5 separate regions of the Mus musculus genome follow, and regions 1, 2, 3 and 4 are each linked to region 5. A link is a loop called in an ENCODE intact Hi-C map of the cell type or tissue named here. Cell type or tissue: heart. All regions are shown on one strand. Region 1 holds the start of Gm40164 (a long non-coding RNA gene). Region 2 has its middle 9.9 kb from the start of Gm35187. Region 3 holds the start of Ccn1 (cellular communication network factor 1). Region 4 overlaps Znhit6 (zinc finger, HIT type 6). Region 5 has its middle 29 kb from the start of Ddah1.

The links. Hi-C counts contacts between places; a loop is a spot of excess contacts. Peaks named below come from ENCODE experiments on the same cell type or tissue, not always from the same donor. Only the 100,000 strongest peaks of a DNase experiment are listed, where the experiment ranks them.
Region 1: a loop joins it to region 5, with 2.1 times the contacts of the local background. A loop is called at or near these places in 8 of 42 quality-filtered maps.
Region 2: it touches region 5 in a loop (4-fold over the local background); 8 of 42 quality-filtered maps call a loop at or near these places.
Region 3: it touches region 5 in a loop (6-fold over the local background); 8 of 42 quality-filtered maps call a loop at or near these places.
Region 4: a loop joins it to region 5, with 4 times the contacts of the local background. A loop is called at or near these places in 10 of 42 quality-filtered maps.

The regions. Positions count from the first base shown.
Region 1 is chr3:145,629,831-145,634,830 of GRCm38, reverse strand. It overlaps Gm40164 (a long non-coding RNA gene), which reads left to right and starts at 1,858. Exons shown (of 2, transcript XR_867694.3): 1 at 1,858-2,278; 2 at 4,897-5,000. In heart, no CTCF peak of the experiment used is centred here; no DNase peak of the experiment used is centred here; H3K27ac peaks cover 1,781 bases.
Region 2 is chr3:145,898,116-145,903,115 of GRCm38, reverse strand. No RefSeq gene overlaps it. Among named protein-coding and RNA genes, the nearest start is that of Gm35187, 9.9 kb to the right of the region's middle. In heart, no CTCF peak of the experiment used is centred here; a DNase peak (open chromatin) is centred at 3,015; H3K27ac peaks cover 2,312 bases.
Region 3 is chr3:145,645,244-145,650,243 of GRCm38, reverse strand. It overlaps Ccn1 (cellular communication network factor 1), which reads left to right and starts at 259. Exons shown (of 5, transcript NM_010516.2): 1 at 259-514; 2 at 809-1,022; 3 at 1,367-1,711; 4 at 1,833-2,047; 5 at 2,276-3,273. The coding sequence starts at 452. The coding sequence ends at 2,578. It overlaps Gm17501 (a long non-coding RNA gene), which reads right to left and starts at 167. Exons shown (of 3, transcript XR_003954574.1): 1 at 1-167. In heart, CTCF peaks have their summits at 841 (motif pointing left) and 2,021; DNase peaks (open chromatin) are centred at 203, 923, 1,953 and 2,703; H3K4me3 peaks cover 2,661 bases; H3K27ac peaks cover 2,027 bases.
Region 4 is chr3:145,582,014-145,587,013 of GRCm38, reverse strand. It overlaps Znhit6 (zinc finger, HIT type 6), which reads right to left. Exons shown (of 10, transcript NM_001081094.1): 5 at 4,382-4,485. Among named protein-coding and RNA genes, the nearest start is that of Znhit6, 8.3 kb to the right of the region's middle. In heart, a CTCF peak has its summit at 3,012 (motif pointing left); no DNase peak of the experiment used is centred here.
Region 5 is chr3:145,727,471-145,732,470 of GRCm38, reverse strand. No RefSeq gene overlaps it. Among named protein-coding and RNA genes, the nearest start is that of Ddah1, 29 kb to the left of the region's middle. In heart, a CTCF peak has its summit at 2,694 (motif pointing right); a DNase peak (open chromatin) is centred at 2,690; H3K27ac peaks cover 1,164 bases.

The DNA.
Region 1 (5,000 bases), 98 kb after region 5:
CATTTTGCTTTCTTCCATTTTCCAGAACAGGTGTCCCCTTACCCCCACCCCCGCCGCCCAGTAAGGAAGGTGCCCTAAAGCGTTGATCATACAACAGGGCTGGGATATTCAGATATCCAAAAGAAGGTTCCAGTAAGACTTTATGCACACGGCTACAGGGCAGGCTTTCCATTTGAAAAGGGAGTTTGAACTTGAAGCCAATCCTAGTCTGGGTCACCAGCGTAACTGGACTCCAGGTGGAGAGCGCTGCTTTTTTTCTTTATCTACCCTGGTAAATTATTAAAGGACTCTTCTGCCCAGGGGAGATCATTAACTACTGCAAGGCATCCGCCAGGTGCTGCACGGGGAGTCAGGGCAGCTCTGGTTAGGTAGGACCAAGCTTCCTCGGTCGGCCCTCACCTGTCAGCCAGAATAAGGCAAAGGGCCCCAGCGGGCATGCAAAGGGTGGGGATGGGGACCGTGGGCAGAGAGTGCAGGCAGATTTCAGATCCAGTGGGTAACTCCAATCCACCTCCCCCAGTGGCCTGCACGGCAGGCAGGTGCACCTGCACCAACCCACACTCTTTCCTGCTTCCTGGAGGGCGAAACTCCTGGGTGGCAGCTGTGACTTGGGGAAACAGAGACTGGGGCGAGTTCCATTGGTCATGGGGCAATGTCTATGCTGTTGACACAGGACAGTAGGACTAAGCAGGCGTCACAGAGCCAGAGCTCAGCCTTGTCTCCAGCCCAGCCTCTTCGTGAACTGTGAAGGTGATGCAGAGAGTGGGGTGGCATGTCCAGGGTGCCCTACACAGACCTCAAATTAAAGGAAATAGAAGGCACCACAGAGAGATGAGCACAGAATTTACTTGCAATAATTCAAATCCAAATAGGCATATTTCTGACTTGGTGAAGTGGTGGGGCATGGCGAAACAAAACTGTAACAACTATCTCAGACTTTTCTAGCTTTGTTACCTTGGGCAAGTTCCTTTCTTTGTCTGTCTGTCTCTCTTCCTCTCTGTCTCTCTCTCTCTCTCTCCCTCTCTCTCTGTCTATCTGTCTCTCCTCTCTCTGTCTCTCGCCCTCTCTCTCTCCCTCGGTCTGTCTGTCTCTCTCACCTAGGGTGAAAGTTGGTGAGGGGGAAAAAGAGAGAGCTGATGAGAGCCAGGAGCCATGGAGAAAGCTTTGTCTGTCATATTTAAATCCACTAACACACCCAGACCTACACTCTGAGAATGGTGCCCTGGGTGAATGGTTCTTGTACTTCAGGGGCAGGGCAGTACCTCCATCTCTGGCACTAGGCTGCCCCTCCTCCATGCCAGAGCTGTTGCTGGTCTCAAAGAGTTAAATCATGTGTAGGCCCAACTTACTAAAATCAAGTCCTTCCCAGCGCAAGCGTTTGGCAATGAGAGGCATGGCCAAGGAGAGCCCCATGGAAGCTAGCGTTCAGGGACCCTGCTTCCTTCTGGAGGAGCCAGAGGAGGCTATATGTCCTCAGCTCCTTAAAGGACACACTGAGCTTGGCCCAGGGAAAGGCAGTTCAGGTATTGGAGGATGGTAGGGGTGTGTGGGGGCAGCTTAACAGAAACAAGGAAGCTGTCTGGGTGGGCCTAGGGGGTCTGACAAGATGGAGTCCTGAGCAGTGCAGAGTTCAGGATCAGGACGAAGTACCAGAGAGGTAAATTCTCCAGGTCAGCCTTCCTCGTGGGAGGCCTCCCAAGGACACTGGGCCTCAGGTTCTTATTGTCTGAGGTCATGGAACCTCCTGAAGGTATGCCAGGAATGTGGACGCCTGACTCACTCTTCCTTGAGAGTTCACAGTCTGAAGTTCATAAAAGCCCCGGCTCTCCCCTTCAGTCATTCTTCAAACATCTGCCCACATGCTTCCCAGCTGGGGTCTGTGGGGAGACAATGGGGGACGGGAAAGCAGAATAGGAAACGAAGAGATCCAGGAGCCATCACCAAGTTAGCCCCTCAGCATTGACAATGACACTACTCAGCACAGATCTCCCACAGAGAAGCAGGGCTGCAGAAACTAGCCATATCGCACCCTGCCTCGGTTTCCTTGTCGTACACAAGGACTGCAGCGTCTGCCGGAGAGGCCTGTGAGGAGGACCAAGTGAGTAAAGGTGTGGAAGGTAGCGAAGGAATCTCTGACTTGCTTATTGACACGCCACTCACTGAGGACCAAGAAGGAGCCTTCTAAACACAAGGCGGGAACAAGGAAGCCTGCTCGAACGGGATTCTGTGGGATGGGACGGATTCGAAGTCGTGTCCTGCCCTGTTAGCAGCTGTCCAGGTGAGGGGGAGTCACGCCATGCCACGCCACCCTTAGGAGGAGGGCAGAGGATGAACGTGAGGGTCGCATACGGCCTGAGACCAGACACAGCGTTTCCATTTGGCGTGTTTCTCCCTTCTGGAAACGGTCACCATAACACCTAGAAACACAGGCTGTGCAGGAGAGATGTGGCATGTGGGTGGGTCACACAAGTGACTGCGGAACGACGTGAACCCCTCGTTTGTCCTGTTGATGAGTCGGTCGAGAACAGAGGAGACAGTGTTCCCCTCCATTCTGACCCCAGCACAGAGGACTGGGCGTGCTGCTCTCCAGACATGGCTCCTACAAGGTGCTCATGAGACACACCCATGCCATACCGTCCTTGGAGCTAGTTTCCAGATCTGTCCATCACTGGGGCTCACAGACATGGCTCAGTCAGTAGAGTGCTTGGCCAGAACACATGACCCCCTGCCGGTTCAGTCCCCAGGACCGTGCAAACACATGGCTATAATCCTGGCACTCAGGTGGTCATCCTCAGCTGCAGAGTGATTTTGAGGCTACCCTGGGCTACATGAAACCCTCTCTCAAAAAGAAAGAGAAAAAAAAAGAAAAAGAAAAAGAAAATGTCAGTTGTCTTGAGTCAAAGGTCTGTACCTAAGCAGTCCTAACCACTAAGGGTCCTCTAAGATCAAAGACTAGTTCTGGCTCCTGGAAGATTTTACAGGCTATTTGTTTATTCTTCCCTGTTAAGGAAAGTCCAGGAAAGCTACTGGAGTGTACAGCAGATATGGCCCATGGTCCCAGGGTGTGCTGTGGGCATAATGCTTATCTGTTGCTCTGAAGTCACTGGTTTCTCTCTATCCATATCCCATTCCTCAAGGAGAGACTGGATACCTGCTTGTGGTGTGTCTTCATGTGTGACCAAACAGTAGGAATCTCATAAATTTGAAAGGTCTTTTAAGTTAAAAATAGTTCCTTTTAAAAAATATTTATTTATTATATGTAAGTACATTGTAGCTGTCTTCAGACACACCAGAAGAGGGCATCCAATTTCATTATGGATGGTTGTGAGCCATGATGTGGTTGCTGGGATTTGAACTCAGGACCTTTTGAAGAGCAGTCAGTGTTCTTACCTGCTGAGTCATCTCTCCAGCCCTAAAAACAGCTCTAGTAAATGAGAGAAGTCAGGGGTTTCGCTGAAGAGGACCAGAAGAAACTGGCTTAAATAGTAGCTGAATAGACAGACAGAAGACAGAGGCTGTCCTACTGTCAGACCAGTGGGCCCATGTCCTTCTTTGGTCTCATCATATGAAAAGTAACCAGAGAGGTGAGACACAGTGATTCTTGAAATGTGTCATTATTAGATTCCTTACTATTAATCATTAAAATCCCTCTTTTTTATTAACTAGAATTTTCTAACAATAAATACAGACTTATGGTAAATAATTCAAACGGGGGAAAAAAGGAAATGGGGTGAAAAGTAAAATTCCTGGTGGCTTAGTGAGTAGAGGTGCTTGCCGCTTGCCACCAAGCCTGATGACCTGACTTCGATCCCTGGGGAAGAGAGAACCGACACTTGCAAGCTGTGTTGTAGCGTGCATGTGCCCACACACACACACACACACACAAACACACGGAGAGAGAGAGAGACAGAGAAAGACAGAGAGAGACACACAGAGAGATAGAGACAGAGAGAGACACAGAGAGAATACATACATAAATAAAATACAATAATAGTATTTAAAAAAATTTTTTTTTCTCCACTCCATGTCCCCTGCTCTTCTCTGGGCACCATTCCCAATGAGACCTCTACCAAGACAGTTTCTTTCCCGTCTTTCTAGAACTGTCTGTGTGTATCCCTGTCCTTTCTGAGCCCCGGGGACCTTTCCTGTTGTTTCTGCTGACTTGGAATTCCTGTGCCTTTGCGTGACAGGCTCTCTCTGTGTTCTGTTACAACCTACTCAGAATTCGCACCTACTCAGAGAGCTTTTCTATGCCCTCTCTATTGGAACATCCCATCAGGAACATGGCTTGTTCTAAGCTCCAGGCTACTGGCAACCCAGTCCTCAGCACAACGTCTGGAATGCAGAAGCCATCTGCCACACGCATGATGGATGTGTGTGTGAGAGTATGGGGCGGGGCGTGTACACACTCACAGACTTTCCACAGACATAAACAGGATGGGATTATAGAATACAGCAATTTGCTTTCTATTTCATGAAAATAATGATAATTAGTGTTCCTTAAGCACCTAGTGTTCCAAGCATCTGACATTTATACTTTTAAAACAACTCCACAATACTAGCAGATATTCAAGATGACAAAGTCAGAAAAATGAAGGTATAAAGCCACTAGACTCCCTTGGGTCATCTGATTTGAAAATGGAAAAACATATAATGCATATATGTATATGTACTTATAAATCTATATTAATCATAATATAACCATAATCATGTGGTTGTTTGAATAATCATGGCCCCCATAGCTTCATATATTTGAATGGTCATTAGGGAGTGGCACTACTTAGGAGGGCTTGGGAGGTGTGGCCTTGTTAGGGAAAGTGTGTCACTGAGGGTGAGTTTGAGGTTTCTAAAAAGCCCATTCTAAGCCCAGACTCTCTCTCTTCCTGCTGTCTGCAGGTCTGGATGTAGAACTCTCAGCTGGCTCTTTCAGGACCATGTCTGCCTGCACGCTGTCATGCTCCCTGCTGTCACACTCCCTGCTTTGATAATGGACTACACCT
Region 2 (5,000 bases), 170 kb before region 5:
TGTGCATGAATGTTTTGCTGACGCATAAGTCTGTGCACCACGTGTGTACCCGGTGCCCGGGGAGGTTAGAGGAGGGCACTGGATTCCCTGGAGCTGGAGCTAAAGATGGTGTTCAGTCACCATAGAGGTGGTGGGAATTGAACTTGGGTCCTCTGCAAGAACAAGTGCTCTTAAGTGCTGAGCCATCTCTGGCTCTCACTGTGAGTTTAGTTGGGACATTCTTGATAACCAGTAGCATCAAACATCTGCCCACATGACTAATGACTAATGGTTATTTATTTGTAGATATTCTCTGGAGAAGTATCTCTTCAACCTTTTGCCTGTTTTCAAACTGTTTTTTTTTTTTTATGATCAAGTCAAAGAATTCTTTTTGTATTCTAGGAATGTCTTTTTTCTGGTACACAGTTTGTAAATTCTTTCATTTAGTAAATTTTCTCCTCACTTCCTCATCTGTATCCTTTGAAGCACAAATGCCTTCCGTTTTAACATGCCAAGCTTGTTTTCCATTTGTTGCTTATATTTTTGGTATCATAAGAATTTAACGACAAATCCAAGGTTGTGAGGGTTTACTAGTAGGTTTTCTTCTAAGATATTTATTATTATTATTATTATTATTATTATTATTATTATTGGATTCCTGGTCTCGAGTAAGCTATGCTTGCCTTGAACTTGCTATGACATCTGTCACAACCGTGGACTTCTGGTCCCATTTTCCTACCTCCCAGATGCTAGGATTACAGGAATGTATCACTGTGCCTAGTTAGTGCAGCTCAGTGACTCTAACCCAGGCTTTAGTCCTTGCTAAGAAAGCACTGTTAACTGGCTCACCCACAACGCTCCCAGGAACCTTACAGTCCTAACATTAGAGTTCTGATCTGTTTTGAGTTGAATTTTATCTGCGATGTGAGAGGGAGGATCTAGCTTCACTCCTTTGCTTACGGGCATACGTTTTCTTCTCTCCCCTGTTCCACAGCCTCTATACTCCTGTTGAAAGTAAGCTGACTGTAGGCACCTGGGTTTGTTTCCACGTTCTCATGTCACCTGTTCATCTGTAGTCTATCCTTACGCAATCCTTCACTGACTCGTTACTTCTGAAGTTTTAAAACTGGGATACATGAGTCCTCCAACTCCACCCACCACCACCTTTAGTGATGTCTTCGCTGTTTCAGGCCCCTGATGCTCCTATAGAAACCTGTAAAACTTAAAGCTTTCAGGGTTGGAGAGATGGTTCAGCTGTTAAGATCACTGGGCTCTTCCAGAGGACCCAGGTTCAATTCCCAGCACCCACATGATGGCTCCATCTGCTCTAACTCCAGAAGTTGTCTTTCCATGTGTTCTGTTCTTTGATTCCTTTAACAATTTCATCCATTCTCAGAATCTGTCTTCTCCTGCCTTTATTAGTTGATTTACATATTCGATTCATTTCAAATGGAATTGTTCTCCTAAGAGTGTGTTTGTCCATCCTAAATGCAGAGAAATACCAATGACTTATTTAAATGTTGATTTGGCATCCTGAAATGCTGAGCTCAATGGCTTGTTTTGATTCTTTTTCATAAGCCCCTGAGGGTTTTGAGGATCGGGACTATATGATCGGCAGGCAGAGATGGCTTTGGTCTTGTTCACTTCACTGCAAATGAACTCAATTGTTCTGTAGAAAAGACTCCAGTTCTTTCCTCTCCTGATTCTCCTGCTAGACAACATGTCGGAGGCATCTCTCTGGATGGGGTGGGCCAGGAAGAACTGTCCATTTTTCTCTGACACTTTTGCTTGGTTGCTGAGGACTAAGGGCATCCATCCGTAGACTCAAGGATCTTTAGCTTGCCAGCAGGGAGGGTCACTCAGGGATGTGTCAGTTCTCTTACAGGAGCCGTCCTCTCAAAGAGCAGCCTCCGTCCCACAGAAGGGGTTGCGTGGACCCTCATCTTTGGAGCACACTCACCCCTCAGCATCAGATGTGCTGGGCCAGCGTGAGGGACACTCATGTCCTGCCCTTCCTCTGGAAGGCAAACCTCACCTGGGGAGCTGTGAGGTCCCAAGAGAGCCCTGTTCCTTACTCTGTCATGTGGCACTGGGGTTCTGTCGCATGAACTGAGAGTGGGGGGGGAAGGGTGTGGTGTTGGTTCAAATACCACACTTGCCTACAGACCTCACCGAATTAGCCTGCCTGCTTGCCTGCCTTCCTTCCTTCCTTCCTTCCTTCCTTCCTTCCTTCCTTCCTTCCTTCCTTCCTTCCTTCCTTCCTCCCTCCCTCCCTTCCTTTCTTCCTTCCTTCCTTTTTCCCTTTCCTGCCCTCTCTCTTCCCTCTCTTCTTCCTTCCCTCCATCCCCTCCTTTCTTCACTGAAGGTCAAACCCAGGGCTGAACACACTAGGCAAGCCCTGTAGAGCTGAAGGAACACATGCTGTATCCAATCCATGACCACGATGAGTGACTCAAGTGTGGTGTCCTCTTTGGAAGCAGTTCTCACCATTTCCCCATCAGAAGCAGATTCTTATAATGCAAACTGAGTGTGGAGGCCTCAGTATTGTCATCTGCTACATGAAGACCGTGTGTGTCTGACTGTGAGTCCGAGGTGATAGAGTGGAATGGAAAGCCACCCGGAGCCTAATTGTAGACTCTTGGGTGGTAAAGGAACACCTTACCTACCCTGCTGTCCATGCTGTCCGTTCCCAGGGTTGCTGGCTGGAACAGTCTCTCTGCCACCACACCACTCTTGCTCATGGTCCATGAACACCCCAACGATAGGAACCTCACTGATCTTAAACTATTATCCCCGTGAGCAATATGACCAAATAAAATGCAAACATCTAGGGCTAGATGTCAACACAGAAGGTCAGAATTTTAAACAACATTGTGTGACCAGAAAGTCCCGGGAACAGCTGCAAAATGGCAACTTGATGTTTGGGACCAAGTGCTCACATGGTGTGTCTAAGTTTAGAATCAACACAGTGTCTATTAAAGAGGGCCTGGACCGGCAGGTCTGGGACGTGATGATCTTTCACTCCGAGGCCGCCTGCGGCTGATTTGGATCCAATAATTTTCTGATACTGAGTGAAGGAGAGCCTGGCCACAGCACATGCCTCCAGCTCAGAAATGTGCCAGGAATTAGGATTTAAATGCCAGCTCTGTGAGACAGCACTGGCATTGCGCCACCCCACCCCCACCCCTCTCTGACCTGCTGTAACTCTTCACCACGGGCTCTGTGCAGATATACTCTGACCTCTCCAGCTCCCTCCTGGGTATCTCAGCCAGCTCCTTGTTGGGGGACGCTGACCTTGTGAATCCTCACCTGGGCCCCATCAGAAGCATCTCCAAGCCAACGGGTCAGCAGCAGATCAGAGCGAAACAAGAAAGGGACTGATGTGTGTCTTCTCAGCTTGGGGCCTGCTCTGGCAAGTTCCAGACGCACCTTCTTGTCTTAGTCTTAGAGGCACAATCTGCCATCCTAGCCCCGGTGAGCCAAGGAGTGTTGTGACGGCTGGGTTTGCGGCGTCTCACTCAGCCCCTGCATGGAGGTTTAGCATTGAGGCCTCTGAATGAGCTGTTGGCTCTGCTCTCTTCCAAGTGTCAGTGAATTCTGTTTCCTGCTGGAATCCTCTCTAAAGTTTTACCCTGTTTATCATTAACTTTTAAATTAATTTATTTAAGAGACGGGCTCTAATTGTGATGCCCAGGCTGGCCTGGGACTCATGGTGATCTTCTGCCCCCAGTTCCTGGGTGCTGGGGTTACAAGTGGGAGAGATGGCACTCGGCTCCCATTGCCATCTAGCCCTGGTAACAGCTTCTGTCTTCCCATTATTTTTTAGGCTGAAAGAAAACACGAGAGAGAGAGGGGGGGGCCTGGTGTTTCTCTCCTAGTATTAGTCCTAGGGAACTTCACACACTCATCTGGGTCCCCAGTCAACAAAATAGATGACTTTGTTCACATCCTGTCCTGGAATTTTGAGCCTCTGTTGGGTGCGTGAATCAGTGTTTGTTCCACAAGTTCCTTCCAGAAGTAATAAAACTAACATTTCTACAGAGCTGAGCTCTTGCTTGGAATAGAACTTGTTTGCTGTCAGAGCTTTTCTGTGGAATCCATGTAGAATAAGCAGTTATTGTACTTTGCTGGGATACAGGGTGTTTCAACACCTAGCATGTAGTATTCTGATTGTATTTGGGGGGAACTTGCCTCTTAGGGTTTATCAAATTTCAATCAATAAGCTTCTTTGTCCATGTAGAGGTACATAACTTTATGTTTCAAGAGAAATGGTTAATGGACCAGTTGAGGATGTGGGTTAAGAGGTACAAAGTTCAGATACATGTGATGATTGAGTTCTAGAGGCTTAATATATAGCCATAGGGTCAAAACTAACATCAGCCAAAGGGTGACAGCCAACATCAGACATAGGAGGAGCACAGCTAACAGCAGACATAGGAGGAGCACAGCTAACAGCAGACATAGGAGCACAGCTAACAGCAGACATAGGAGCACAGCTAACAGCAGACATAGGAGGAGCACAGCTATCAGCAGACATAGGAGGAGCACAGCTAACAGCAGACATAGGAGGAGCACAGCTAACAGCAGACATAGGAGGAGCACAGCTAACAGCAGACATAGGAGCACAGTCAACAGCACTGCACTGCATACTTAAAATCTTTTTTTTTTTTTTTTGGTTTTTTAAGACAGGGATTCTCTGTACAGCCCTGGCTGTCCTGGAACTCACTTTGTAGACCAGGCTAGCCTCCAACTCAGAAATTCACCTGCCTCTGCCTCCCAAGTGCTAGGATTAAAGGCGTGTGCCACTACTGCCCGGCTTAAAATCTTGAAATAAATGAACAATTTTTAACATTCTACACACAAAAATGTCAACTATAATTATGCAATTATTTTATAATTTATATGTACTTCAAAATGCCAAGTTTCAATAGGCCATTTACATTTATGTACTTTATCTCAAATTAAGAAAAAAAAAAGACCGGGCTAGGGAAAAAGCGAACTGCCTTTGTGGCACCATTTTA
Region 3 (5,000 bases), 82 kb after region 5:
CCCTCGCGCCCCAAGCATCCCGCCCTCCCCAAAGGAAGTTGTTATTTAAAGTGGAAAAAAACGAACTTTTTTTTCTCTCTGATGGATCTGAGAAGAGGGGGGAAAAGGTGCAACGGAGCCAGGGGAGGTGCTTGGCAGCAGCCCGCGCCAACCAACATTCCTGAGATGTTTGAGAATTCTAGAACGCGCCGACAGAGCTACGTCACTGCAACACGCGGCGCCTAGGCAGGCATTATAAAGGGCGGGCTCCCGGCGCTGGGGCAGACCGTGAGCGAGAGCGCCCCAGAGAAGCGCCTGCAATCTCTGCGCCTCCTCCGCCAGCACCTCGAGAGAAGGACACCCGCCGCCTCGGCCCTCGCCTCACCGCACTCCGGGCGCATTTGATCCCGCTGCTCGCCGGCTTGTTGGTTCTGTGTCGCCGCGCTCGCCCCGGTTCCTCCTGCGCGCCACAATGAGCTCCAGCACCTTCAGGACGCTCGCTGTCGCCGTCACCCTTCTCCACTTGACCAGACTGGTGAGTTGGATTTTTTTTTTTAACCACTGCTTCCCGGTCTGCCCTCATCGATTCCTTTCCCCGGGCCATGATCTTTCACCGCAGGGAAAGTTAGACTGAAAAGTTCGGAGGTAGCTGTTGCTTTATGCCCAGGGGGCCTCTTCCTGGGACGCAGCCGCTGGGGTGGTCAGGCTGCCGGGACGCGATCGAGACACTTCTGGTGGACGGAGCCCCACAGCCAGACCTAGGCTCAGGGCAGTTTACGTGCCTCCCCGAGCAATGCAAAGCAATCTCACGCGCTTCTCCCTCTTGCAGGCGCTCTCCACCTGCCCCGCCGCCTGCCACTGCCCTCTGGAGGCACCCAAGTGCGCCCCGGGAGTCGGGTTGGTCCGGGACGGCTGCGGCTGCTGTAAGGTCTGCGCTAAACAACTCAACGAGGACTGCAGCAAAACTCAGCCCTGCGACCACACCAAGGGGTTGGAATGCAATTTCGGCGCCAGCTCCACCGCTCTGAAAGGGATCTGCAGAGGTAAGAGGCTTGTGGTTTGGCCCCTTTAAAAAAAATAATAGTCCCCATAGTCCAGAAGTTTAGTAATTTTGAGACCATGTATGGTGGACGCTTTGTTGATGGTAGCTTGGCAGAAAGGCACATGATTTCAGCAGTCTGGAATGCAATTCAGAGTGTCTGGGCCCAACGAAAAGCGCATACGGAAAAGTGATTCCTGACTAACTTATTGTTCAGCTCTGGAGTCTCGGGGGAACTGTAGGGAACTTTACCATACATTGAATTGAACAGCGGAAAATATGTATGAGTTTCAGCCTGTGGCGGCGAATCTTAACCTTCTCCTCTCTCTCTTTTGGTCGTCTTTGCAGCTCAGTCAGAAGGCAGACCCTGTGAATATAACTCCAGAATCTACCAAAACGGGGAAAGCTTCCAGCCCAACTGTAAACACCAGTGCACATGTATTGATGGCGCCGTGGGCTGCATTCCTCTGTGTCCCCAAGAACTGTCTCTCCCCAATCTGGGCTGTCCCAACCCCCGGCTGGTGAAAGTCAGCGGGCAGTGCTGTGAAGAGTGGGTTTGTGATGAAGACAGCATTAAGGACTCCCTGGACGACCAGGATGACCTCCTCGGACTCGATGCCTCGGAGGTGGAGTTAACGAGAAACAATGAGTTAATCGCAATTGGAAAAGGCAGCTCACTGAAGAGGCTTCCTGGTAAGTGGATATAGAGTCCTTAAGACACTGTGCAGAAATGCTTTCTTGGTCTGCAACTTTGTAGAAACCAGTGTGTGTATGCAAGCATCTAAGAAGCCTTCCATTTCCTTTATCTTTCTAGTCTTTGGCACCGAACCGCGAGTTCTTTTCAACCCTCTGCACGCCCATGGCCAGAAATGCATCGTTCAGACCACGTCTTGGTCCCAGTGCTCCAAGAGCTGCGGAACTGGCATCTCCACACGAGTTACCAATGACAACCCAGAGTGCCGCCTGGTGAAAGAGACCCGGATCTGTGAAGTGCGTCCTTGTGGACAACCAGTGTACAGCAGCCTAAAAGTAAGTTTCTTTCAGGGCTTGACCGTGATGACCCCACAGGTGGGTGGGATATGAGCCTCTGTTCAAAAAAGAAAAAAAGAAAAGTCCATGATATATCTGAAAAGAAATTGTCTTTATGAAGCCCAACACTATGTACAGTGGTTAAAAGCATACCTCCAAACAAACAAACAAACAAAAACAAAAAAACAACAATCCTCATTCTTGGCTTTCTTTTGTTCTTTCTTCCAGAAGGGCAAGAAATGCAGCAAGACCAAGAAATCCCCAGAACCAGTCAGATTTACTTATGCAGGATGCTCCAGTGTCAAGAAATACCGGCCCAAATACTGCGGCTCCTGCGTAGATGGCCGGTGCTGCACACCTCTGCAGACCAGAACTGTGAAGATGCGGTTCCGATGCGAAGATGGAGAGATGTTTTCCAAGAATGTCATGATGATCCAGTCCTGCAAATGTAACTACAACTGCCCGCATCCCAACGAGGCATCGTTCCGACTGTACAGCCTATTCAATGACATCCACAAGTTCAGGGACTAAGTGCCTCCAGGGTTCCTAGTGTGGGCTGGACAGAGGAGAAGCGCAAGCATCATGGAGACGTGGGTGGGCGGAGGATGAATGGTGCCTTGCTCATTCTTGAGTAGCATTAGGGTATTTCAAAACTGCCAAGGGGCTGATGTGGACGGACAGCAGCGCAGCCGCAGTTGGAGAATGCCAAGGGGCTGATGTGGACGGACAGCAGCGCAGCCGCAGTTGGAGAAGACTTCGCTTCATAGTACTGGAGCGGGCATTATTGCTCCATATTGGAGCATGTTTACGGATGACGTTCTGTTTTCTGTTTGTAAATTATTTGCTAAGTGTATTTTTTTGCTCCAGACCCCCCCCCCCCTTTCTTGGTTCTACAATTGTAATAGAGACAAAATAAGATTAGTTGGGCCAAGTGAAAGCCCTGCTTGTCCTTTGACAGAAGTAAATGAAAGCGCCTCTCATTCCTTCCCGAGCGGAGGGGGGACACTCTGTGAGTGTCCTTGGGGCAGCTACCTGCACTCTAAAACTGCAAACAGAAACCAGGTGTTTTAAGATTGAATGTTTTTTTATTTATCAAAGTGTAGCTTTTGGGGAGGGAGGGGAAATGTAATACTGGAATAATTTGTAAATGATTTTAATTTTATATCAGTGAAGAGAATTTATTTATAAAATTAATCATTTAATAAAGAAATATTTACCTAATATCTGAATGTATGTTGTTTGGTATTTTTAGAACCCATCCAGGCAATCAGGAACAACTGTTCTTGTCAATCATTCCAACAGGATTTTTTTCCCCTGAGGACCTACTATGTGTCAAGAACTACTCTAGGTGCCCTACTTGGGTGACAGTGAACTGTTAGGAAAGTGGCTGCCCTTGCAAATCTTTAGGGAACAATGGTGGCATATAAGCTGTCAGCTTGGAGGGCGAAGTACTGAACACGGGCATTTGTGAAGCAGAAAAAGGAAGCAGAAATTGAATTTGTTAACCTAAAACAATGATTTATTTTTACAAGGATTGAAATGAAAGCCTAAGAGTTACCCCATTACCCCGAACAAGTGCGGCACTTGTTTCTTATTTTAGCTTCGGGGTGATTCTGTGTGTGGTGCAAGTAGAGGTGGGGAACCTTTTAGTAACCTCTGACCACAGCTGCATGGATGAAGTGTATCTAAAAATTAGAGAAGCTGCTTCAATATTTTACCATTGGCTACTAGCAGAAGCGAGGGGAAATTCCTGGGACCTATTGGGTCGCTGGTTTGTTAATAGATGAGCTTGAAGCAAAGACTTGTGTTAATCCTAATAAGCCAGTGAGGAATTTCAAGGGCTTTCCAGTTGCTAAAGGGCCAGGGCTGCCCACCCCCTTCCTTTAATAGCACACATCATATTGATGGCCGAAGGAGCATTTAGATAGAGTGGGCTATCCAGAGGTCAAAGGCTAGACACTGAGCATTCTAAAAGAAAGGGGCTGACTGTGGTCTAGGAGAGGTAGAGACAGCTGCACTAATGTGTGTGAAAAAAAGCCAGCAGCCTGTGTTAGAAAAATCTACATCTTTAGAAAGCGCTGACAATAAACCTTTTATAGGAGAAATTTTCCTTTCACCGGCAGTCCTGGCTCCCATTCAATCCACAGTGAGATATTGCAGTCTGCACTTGAATCCTTAGACATAAGAGAAAGTGTTTTGAGAAGTGGGGGAGGGAGACAGCTCTTGGGATTGTATAAGGGAGTTTTCTAGATAGATGAATTAATAATGGTGATTTAATAAAGACCTAAAAAACTAAAATAGAATAAAATAAAATAAAATAACAAAACAAAACACTTTCTCGGCATCTGTCTTAGAGCTTTCGAGATGAATGGCTAGGACAATCTACAGTCAACAAGTCTCTAATCTTGACAGTACCCTGCCTGAAATACTGCAGATTGTACCTTCAGAACTGTGAGTTTTTCTCACCGAAGGCACTGGCATTTTATGGTATTTGGGACTTAAGCGCCACCTGGCCTCGTTGTGGATTGCAGCTAGGCTGGTCAGTGTGTGATGCTAACATGCGGAAGATGATGAAGGCATGAGGATTTTGTGAGGGCAGTTCTGATGGACAGATCTTGGAATCCATAAGCAATACCCCCAGTATGAATCCTGAATTGTTGCCTTATGTCCAGAGAGCCCACAGACTCTTCCTGTCTGTTCAGAGACCACAGAATGATGTTGTATGGATCCATGGCATGGGTAAAAAGACAGTGTCTGTGCAAAGTGTCCCAAATGAGGGACAATGTAGCTGAGAAAAACAGTGGATCTTTGAAAGGCCATTGATCTCCATGAACTTACAGTGATGGTGCCAAGTACGTTCAGTTACCACAATGATATGTAGAGCGCAAATTATGCCCCTTTATTTGGACAGGAAAGTACAACAGAAATATAAATACAGTGATACAGAAAATAC
Region 4 (5,000 bases), 150 kb after region 5:
AGGTTCCACACACACCAAATATACCTTTCAAAATACTCACACGCCCCTATGGGGACACCATGACAGACAGGAAGATGAGCAGATATATGCATACCAAAAAGTGGTATTAAATGCCGACATCTGTTTCATGTTAACTGTGGAGAAAATGAGTACTACAGGAACTCAGGCACGAGAGACAGGATGGAGAGCAGATGAGCTGTGTGTACATGTGCACAGATAGTGAGGGGACGCCAAAGAGGGAGACACCCTAGGAATCAGCAGGAAATCAGGAGGGGCAGACTACAGATCGCCTGTCCAAGGGGTTTACCTCAATAAACTCCCCGGTGTAGCATGGCAGGCTTGTCCGCAGCCCACCATGACTCATCCCTGGTGTAGCACGGCAGGCTTGTCCGCAGCCCACCAGGACTCACTACCCTGCCCTCTAGACACACAAACTACCTCCACTGTCTTAAAGTCCCTAGGCCTTTGGAGCTGCTATCATACCAGCAGAGTACAAACCTGTTCCCCTTCCTTTTAAATGAGTCTTGGACCTTGATGAGGTCAGAATATGAAATAAATAAGATGCTCTCTAGCCGGTGGTCCAGCCTGGGGAGGCTATGGCACCTTAAGAGGTGGGTACAGCTGGAAGAACGGGATGCTGGGGTTACCAGCCTTGAGCATTACAGTCTGGCCCCACTTCTAGGCCCCTGTCTTTCTCTATCTGATCTACCTGATGAGATGAGCTGTGCCATAGATCCCTCACCTGCCCCTTGTCAGGGATGTGGTCATGATGCACACTGCTCTTCTTGGTTTTCTTCTGTGCTCCCAGGCAGTGAGACTTGTGCATCTACTGCGCCCTGTATGTCACCACTCCAATCAGTAGTACTCAACTGTGCAGAGGCTGCTGAGAAGTTGGGCAGGAGCTAGTAGGTACATAGGCCAGTAGTTTTCAACCAGAGGCAGATTTCAAACTCATCTGGTGCTTTTTAAAAATAAGGATACCCTAAGGTCCATGAAGTAACAGCTCTGTTCATCAAGCCTAATTCTGAGCTTCAGAACCGCCCACAGTTAGTTCTGGAAGGTGCTCTGAGCTGAATCCCCTAAACATGGCAAACAGTCCCATCACTATATAGATCCTCCTTGATACCCAGGCAGCAGGCATAGAGAAGTGGCCTGCCAAGAAAACTCCCCTCCCTCAACATCAGGCCTTACCATGGTGAGCATGAAACAAGCAAAGAGTATCTATGACCTATGTAGTGATCTTCTTTAACTAGCAAACACACAAGGCATCTCCCATTATTCATGAGAAATACCTGACATAGTCTCTGCTCTGCTTAAAAAGGTAGCAATTCAGGTTGCAGAGTGATTGAAAGCTGGAAAGAACCCAGATGTCCCTCAACAGAGGAATGGATACAGAAAATGTGGTTCATTTACACAATGCAGTACTGGTCAGCTATTAAAAAGAATGAATTTATGAAATTCCTAGGCAAATGGACGGATCTGGAGGGTATCATCCTGAGTGAGGTAACCCAGTCACAAAAGAACTCACATGATATGTACTCACTGGTAAGTGGGTATTAGCCCAGAAACCTAGAATACTCAAGATACAATTTGCAAAACACATGAAACTGAAGAAGAACGAAGACCAAAGTGTGGACACTTTGCCCCTTCTTAGAATTGGGAACAAAACACCCATGGAAGGAGTTACAGAGACAAAGTTTGGAGCTGAGACAAAAGGATGAACCATCTAGAGACTGCCATACCCAGGAATCCATCCCATAATCAGCCTTCAAACGCTAACATCATTGCATACACAAGCAAGATTTTGCTGGAAGGACCCAGATATAGCTCTCTCTTGTGAGACTATGCCGGGGCCTAGCAAACACAGAAGTGGATGCTCACAGTCAGCTATTGAATGGATCACAAGGCTCCCAATGGAGGAGCTAGAGAAAGCACCCAAGGAGCTAAAGGGATCTGCAACCCTATAGGTGGAACAACATTATGAACTAACCAGTACCCCGGAGCTCTTGACTTTAGCTGCATATGTATCAAAAGATGGCCTAGTCGGCCATCACTGGAAAGAGAGGCCCTTTGGACTTGCAAACTTTATATGCCCCAGTACAGGGGAACGCCAGGGCCAAGAAGTGGGAGTGAGTGGGTAGGGGAGCAGGGGGCAGGCAGGGTATAGGGGACTTCAGGGACAGCATTTGAAATGTAAATGAAGAAAATACCTAATAAAAAATTGGAAAAAAAAAAAGCAGATGTTAACTTCTAGCCACGGAAGAACAAAACATTTCAGACTTTCAGACACAGGCTAGGTGATGAGATTACAGATTTAAACTACCAGCAATCCTGCCAACAGCCAAAGTAACCACCCGAGGCCCTGACCACAGTGGGCAAGAAGCTGTAATATTCTGAGTAGGTGGCCATCATGGTAAAGCATGACGACTGAACATGACCAGTGTTAGGTTTTCCAGAGACAGTCTTTGAGCAGCACTGCGGGAATGTATGCCCTAGGAAGCAGTGTCACAGAGCTCCCTTGCCTGCTGTCATGGACACAGTCAGGAGAGGCCGGGCAGGGGAACAATCAGGCTTCTACTTCTTCCCAGTGTTTTTAGAAGGCCCCACAGTCACTCTGAAATTCCTCTGTAACATCTAAAAGCCACATGGAAAAGGAATAGCAGAATTCAACATTTCAGCACAACTTTGAGTCTGTAGTATATTGCCCTCTGAATCTCACTGTAAAGCCCACCTGTTCTCCACAACTGCAAGACTCACCGTTTCACTTATCCTTGCTCCTTTCTAAAGCGAAGCTATAGGAATGTACAAACCTACACTTACATAGATACCATGTTAAAAACAATCCTGTGTTTAAAGAAATGCATTGCCACAACTATTTAAGGAAATCATTGCAATTATGTTAACCAACAAGTAGATGGGCATGTTACACGATATAACAAGAAAGCTATAATTGTATCTAAGGAATAAAATGTTTTTAAATTTGTAAAATGTTTGTTAAGTCTTTACAAGAGGGACACCTAGTGGCTAACTTCTAAAACAGAACCGGAACACTTAAATACTAATTCACATTTTGACAACGGGCATGTCTCTATGATCTATAAGTTCTATAAAGATGATATATACATCTGTAGAAAGCAAAAAACCAAACCAAACCAAACCCCAAGTCCAAAAGATGGATTAAGAAGTTTAGGACTCACAGTTCTAAGTAGGAGGTACAAGAACAATAAGTACTTACTGACCATAAGTACAGGGCTTAGGGGTTGTCTAGAACTGGGTGGGGCAGAGGAAGGTGAAGCCTGGGCCCTTCTGGGGAACTGGTCCTTAGGCCATACAAGAATACAGGTTGAGAGTAGAGCTAATCACACAGGCTGAGTACTGAGTACTGAGTACTGGTGTCTTAGTCAGCTATAGTCAGAGAGGCTTCTTTCTGCAGCAGATGGGGTCAGATACAGAGATTCACAGCCAGACAAAACACAGAGAGGGAGGGAAGGAAGGGAAGAAGGGAGGGAGGGTAGGTGAGTGCCTGAGAGAAAGCCTGAGCATGCATGCTTGGAACCTCTCTAAGCAAGGTATGTGCATCAAATCCCTCTGCTCAGGGAACACTGCAGAAGAGGAGTCAGGAGAAGGAGAGAAAGAAGAAAAGAGATGGAGAACAACGGGAGAACAAGGTCCCTCTAAAACAACTGACCAAAGTCCATAAGAGGCCACAGACACTGCAGTGAGGCCTGCGGAGGTCAGAGGTGGGAGGTGCCTGAGTCAGAACTCTGAGACCAGTCTGGACAGTACAGTGAGACCTGCCTACAAAACAGAGGCAGTAAGTCTATAGGGGTGTTAACCTTGCACCAAGGTACAAAGTGCTGAGTGAGGAGGAGGAGGAACGAGTTAGTCCAAGGAAACTAGCTTTTACCACCCTTCCGAGATCTGAAGTTAAGCTCCCCAAATACTTCCATGATGTTCTAGGTCTCAAAGAAAACTTCACGACACTCAAAAAGTAGGATTCCTCCAAGTAGGATTCTCAGCCATGAACGTTTCTGGGCACCATTAGAAATGCACACTATCAAATTCCAGCCCAGCCACAAATATTGTTGAGGCACTGTCAGAAATACATGTTATCACATTCCAACTCACTGAGATGAAATCACAAGGATATTTACTGGTTTGTTATGTACATTAACATTTGAGAAGCTTCTCCAAGGACAACATACAAGTTCTTGGACATTCACACCAGTCACAGGACATGCAATTATCAGTTTCTGTTGTCATCCAGGAACAGTTTACAGATCTGACGTTTGTTTACAATGTTCTAAAGCAAACCAAACCTTATAGGTTGTCCCTTATCAAATTATGACAGCTATACATACAGTAAAAGTGAGACACCTACCTATGGTCAAAAACTGTTGAATTCTCTTTTCTCTTGCTAAATCCATTGGGTAGAAGCCTCAAGTAAATGCCTTGCTTTCGGGCACGATTCTTCATAAAGAACAGCTAACAACAAAACCAAATAAAAGTTAATTTCAGAATGCTTTACAATTCATATTCAGATAATAGTATACAAAGAAGGTACAAAATGGGATATACTGACACCTGTTTCTAACATATGTTACTCCCTCTGAGTTAGTAATTAAGCTCAAGGAGGTAACTGGACAATCTCAAAGTAGCTCAACCAAGCCTTCTACTGAGTTAAAGAAGACACAAGATCACCCAGAGGATGGGGGGGTGGGTGGGTGGGGGATCAAGTTTTCTAGTTAAGCGGATAGGAATCTAAGAGTTGTAATGCCAAGTTGGAAAGTCAAGTCATAAGTCCACGGAAAAGGGTTAGCAATCACCAGCTAAGTAAGAAAATTACAAAAATAATGGAATGTAATTTTGTAAGTCATCAGACTTTGGTTTTAGTAACGGCAGTAGTTATAAAGATGAATTTTTCCATGAAAACATAGCCAAGCAATGGGAGAAATACATATATAAGGATAAGAATATTTAAAAATTGCCTTAAAACCATT
Region 5 (5,000 bases):
GTAACCCTGGCTGTCCTAGAACTCTCTGTGGACCACACTGGCCTCAAACTTACAGAAATCTGCCTGCTTCTGCCTCCCCAGAGCTAGGAATAACGGTGTGTGCCGCTACTGCCCAGTTTTCACAACTCTTATTATTTTTATTTGGGGTGTGTGTGTGTGTGTGTGTGTGTTCAGAGGTTCCTGAACTTGTGCCTTCATAAGCCGTCCATCCGTTATAATATTAAAGACAGTATTTTATGACTATGTCAATATAAAGATGAATCAAATGTTCTGAAATAATACACTATAGCAGTAGGTCCCCCTTCCTTGGAATCAACCAAGGGCAGACTGAAATTATTTTTAAAGCTTGTGTCAATATTGAACACGCATATGCTTTTTTTCTCGTTATTGCCCAGACAAAACACTTAAGCATGCATTTCCATAGCACTTGCATCACAGTAGGTGTCTCAAGTGACCCAGAGATTATTTGAAGCACACGGGAGGGTGTGTAGAGATAACATGCAAATCCTGCATCATTTTCACAGAGGGTACAAGGGCATCCAAGGAGCTGGGCATCCCAGGGAACCCTAAAGCAGTCTTCTAAAGACATCAAGTGTAACATGTATTTCTAAGTCTCTAGATCTATTGTGGTGACAGGGGCCACGTTTACAGTTTCTATCATCTCGATTCATTTTCTGTTGCTATTGCAAAACACTGCAGGAGGCTGGGAAACCCAAGAGCATGGTGCTGTCTTGGCTGGGGAAGTCATGGGGGAGCTTCATGCTGCTTCCTAAGCAAGCATACTCCAGGGGGATCTAGAAACTGGGCCAAGTCACTCTCTTGGTTAGGAATCTCCTCTTACTGTAACTAAGCCTTCCCTTTGAAGGCACTGTCATTCGATCGATTTGTGACGGCTCTGCTCCAATAACAGAATCATCTCTTGATGGCCCTGCCTTTCCATACTGTTCCAGGGACAACTGACTTCCAACATGTGCTCTGGAGGAGACCTCTGCGCCCCGTCACCTGTGGCTAAGTCAGTGTCAGCCAGCGTGTGTTAAATGTATGTCCACTGAGAGAATGACCAGAGAACACGGCTTACAGTTAGCTCAGCAATGCTGCTTCCTACCGCTGCTGTTTGGGAATGACTTTCCGCTTAAAATATTTTTCAGAGGCAACCAATTAATAAACTCTCGACAAAAACACAGACATCCACTTAATCCCAAGCCAGCTATTGAAGCACAGAACTATAAACAAAACTAAACCCAAGAGCTCTGTTAGAAAGCTGTCAAACTGGCAAAACAAATATTTTTCAATAACATCACAGACTGCTATAATATTGAACAAATACAGCACACCTTCTAAATGATGAAATCCAAATATTTTCTTTTAAAAATTCTGACATTCCAAAAGAGGCTGTTCATAAGGCGGGGACTTTGAACGTGTGGGCTGGTGCTTGGACTGTATTGTACCTGAGCAGAGCTAAGGAACCTATATACGTATTTCATAAATAGAAAATTGGCTGATTAAATGTGAGGCATGGATAAATAGGACTGAACATAATGCACTGAAACACAGCCATCTTAGAGGAACGATTTATCTGTGCACGGAGCTGTTTCTTCCAACAGTTCAATGCTTACTATTTAATATCAGCATAAAGTACAGAAGGCAGCTCTTTAGTTCCTAGCAAGGTGAAACTGGTGGCCAAGTGTTTTGCTTTGGGACGCAACCAGACTGACAACCGTGGCCTTAAAATGTAGATGGCCTGTCCGAGTGTTTTCCCGAGCTTCCAAACGCAGTGAACGGTGTTCATCAAGAGGCATCTTTGTATTGTCTGGGTAGAGCTGTGTGCAAATTAGTTCCTAGGTCATAATTCACCCTCACTCTTCTGAAGGGAAATTATACATATGAAGTCATGTTAGTATTTATGGGATAGGCATTTACCAGAAAGCTCTCAAAGGCTGCATAATGAAATAGCATTAAAGCCCCCTAAATTAATTAACCATAATACTGGAATAGATTCCACTAATGGTTCTACTTCCCAGACACCACTCTCCTTTTAATATTTCTTAAAGGAAAACAATCACATTTTTCATCCCCTTTTACTGACATTTAGCCACCAGGAGCAGAAACCTGTCCACACCCCTGGGACAGCAGGAGGGTGAGGTCACCGACTGGTCACACTCTCTAGTTTCTCTCCTCTCCAAGGGCATCGGCTGCTCCAGCAGCTGACACATCCTGCTGTCCTTGGAAACAGGAAACCAGCCTAGAGTTTCTTTCGGGCTATCTCCAGCATTGCATTAGCAGATTGTCAGGCTTCCCAGACCCTTGTAAATACCTTTCACTGATGGAGTGGGTGAAGGCTCCCAGGGACTGGTGAACAGGGAAGGGTATTTGTGATTGGCAGGGGAAGGACCTGGCTCAGCTGCTGGCCATCGTGGGATGGCTCTGGAGATGAAAGAAGCAAAAGACAAAGAGGAAACACAAGGCCATTTGGTCCATCTCACACAGATGAGCAGACTGATGTCTGCTCCTAGAACAGCCCAGGCCTCTTGGGAGGTCAATGCTGCCCAGGCGAAGGCCCAGCAAAGGGAAGTTCAGATGATCCATGCAGTAGACCCACAAATTGAAGCGATTCAACCAGCTGTCCATCAAAGCAGCAAGTCATCTTCCCACATGCCCAGCTTGGGTCACTATCTCACTGGCTAGCAGTGCCAGCAGAGGGCAGCCAGAGAAAGGAGAGGAGTCCTGTTGTAGACAGAGCTACCGTCTTCTGGACAAGTTGTGGCAAATACTCTGGGTTACTCACAGTAACAGCGGACTTCCTGTTCTTCAGTCACACACCCACCTCATCTGCATTTGTCTTTGTAGTTCTCTGGGTCATCTCTCCCAAAGAATGAATAAGTTGGTCTATGAAGGGGTGGATGGGGTGGGAGCTACAAAGTCATCCATGCTAACTCTTGACAACCTAGGGAAGAGTGGCTTTTTGTGTGCTAAAGCTGCTGGTGGTGTTTGTAAATACAAGCACAGACCCTTAAGTCGTGCTTGATTTTAAAAAAATAAGTAAAACTGGATGTGGGGAAGCTAGAGAGATGGCTCAGCAGTTAATAGCATTTGCTGTTCTTGCTAAAGACCTGGGTTCACTCTCCACCTCCCACTTGTTTGTAGCTTCAGTTCCAGGGTATCCACCATCTCCATGGGCCCCAGGCACACACGTGGCCCACAGCAGACATACCTGAAGGCAAAACGCTTATATACTTATACTCATACTGTGGCGTGTGCCCCCACAAGCATGTCGTGTGCACATGATAGTAATTTTTTTAATTCAAGGGAAATGTTGAAAATGTACAGAGTTTTTTCTTGTCAAAATTCTCTGAAGAGCACATAATAATATGTGTATAATGTTGCATCCTATTGAGTGTAGTAGTTATAAAAGTCAATGGAAACTTACAGGAAGGTGGAGGGTTACTGCAAACGTGCACCGTCTTACACCAGGGACTTGAGAAATGTCAAATCTTATACCCTCTGGTGGGAGGGAAGTCCTGGAACCAATTTCCAGGGTACTCCAAGAGACTGCTGTGCAGTGGAAATGGCTTATCAATGCAGAGTAAGGCTCACTGAAGGCGCAGATGTAATTTTTAAAAATCCGAACAGACTGCGGTGACAGGCTCACAGAGAGGACCTGTATGTGTCCTGCTGTACTTTGGTGGGCATAAGAAAAGTCTCATTGGCTCTTAGTCCCAGGCCTTTGTGGCAATCAGCTCGAGTGGAGGAGATGGGGAATTCAGGATTGGTTGGCATTCTAAGAGGAAAAACTATTCGGTATCTTTCCATGTCACTCACTAAGATCTGTGTGACACTGTCATGAGCAATCCACTACCCAGAGGTCTTCATCAGATAAACAGGACTTTGAGATTCACGGCCAAGGAATGTAGGCTGGAGAGGCACTCCCAGCGCCAGCTGCTACCTGCACAGCCAAGTGCTGTGGCTGGCGAGGGACCAAGGAGGCATGCTGCAACTGGGAGCCCCAACAACCAGCCACAACCCCCGCAGGTCTTAATCCCGAAATGAAAAGTAATTGCTCTTGGCTTAAAGAAGAAAGGAAAACACCATCCTTAGCTGGATTGTGTATCATTGGTTCCCCCATCCGCCCCCCACTCCTGCCTCCCAAACTGTGCTGAACACCAGATTCTGAAAACCTGCTTGACATTTGAAAATGAGAGAAAATAAGTGTTTTCTGTCAATGTTATTTAAATCTACCCAGGAACACTAACACAGGAGAATATTTGACTGCAGATGTTTTGATTAATATGATTAAGTAGATGGGTTTCTGCCTTTAGCTCTAAGGAACAGTACTTTAATGGTAACTTACCTGAAACTAATTGTAGAAGACCTGGGTGGAAAAAACAGCCCTTTGGTTTATATTTTGAAGCTGAGGTTTGATTTTCCTGCAGAAAAGTCTGGGCCAAGGCTGCCCGAACTGGCTTTTAGTACAGATGGAATTATAACTGAAAAATTTGGAGGAAAGGGGAGGGGAAGCCGTCGTGTTAATATATTCCTGTAGTGGAATTGTCTTCTCAGCAGGAAAAAAAAAAGAAAGAGAGAAAACTCATAAAAATTCATAAAGGAACAGCTGCAAGTTTAAATTATTGTCACGGGGAACTGAAGATAGTTCTAACCTGCAATCGAATAAGTAATATTTCTATTTGTATTTGTTTGCCTTTGCCCAGGGTTCTGTATACACTCTCCATTCTTCCTTAAGGTTCAGGGAACACGGACACTGAGCAAAAACACCAAGAGCAAGAATAAAAAAAACAAATCTCACCTTTCAGGTTCCAGGTTCCAAGTTCTAAATGATGTGTGTTAATTTAGATAGTCTTCAATGGACTCCTAATGACACAGAACTAATTAAAAGAATTCTCACCCCTGGAACCAAGGCTGCTGGGTTTCCTCTTCAGTTGAGCCAAATCAGACTCTTTATACAGACAGCAATTTCGTGTGGATTAATTCAATACTACAGGCCC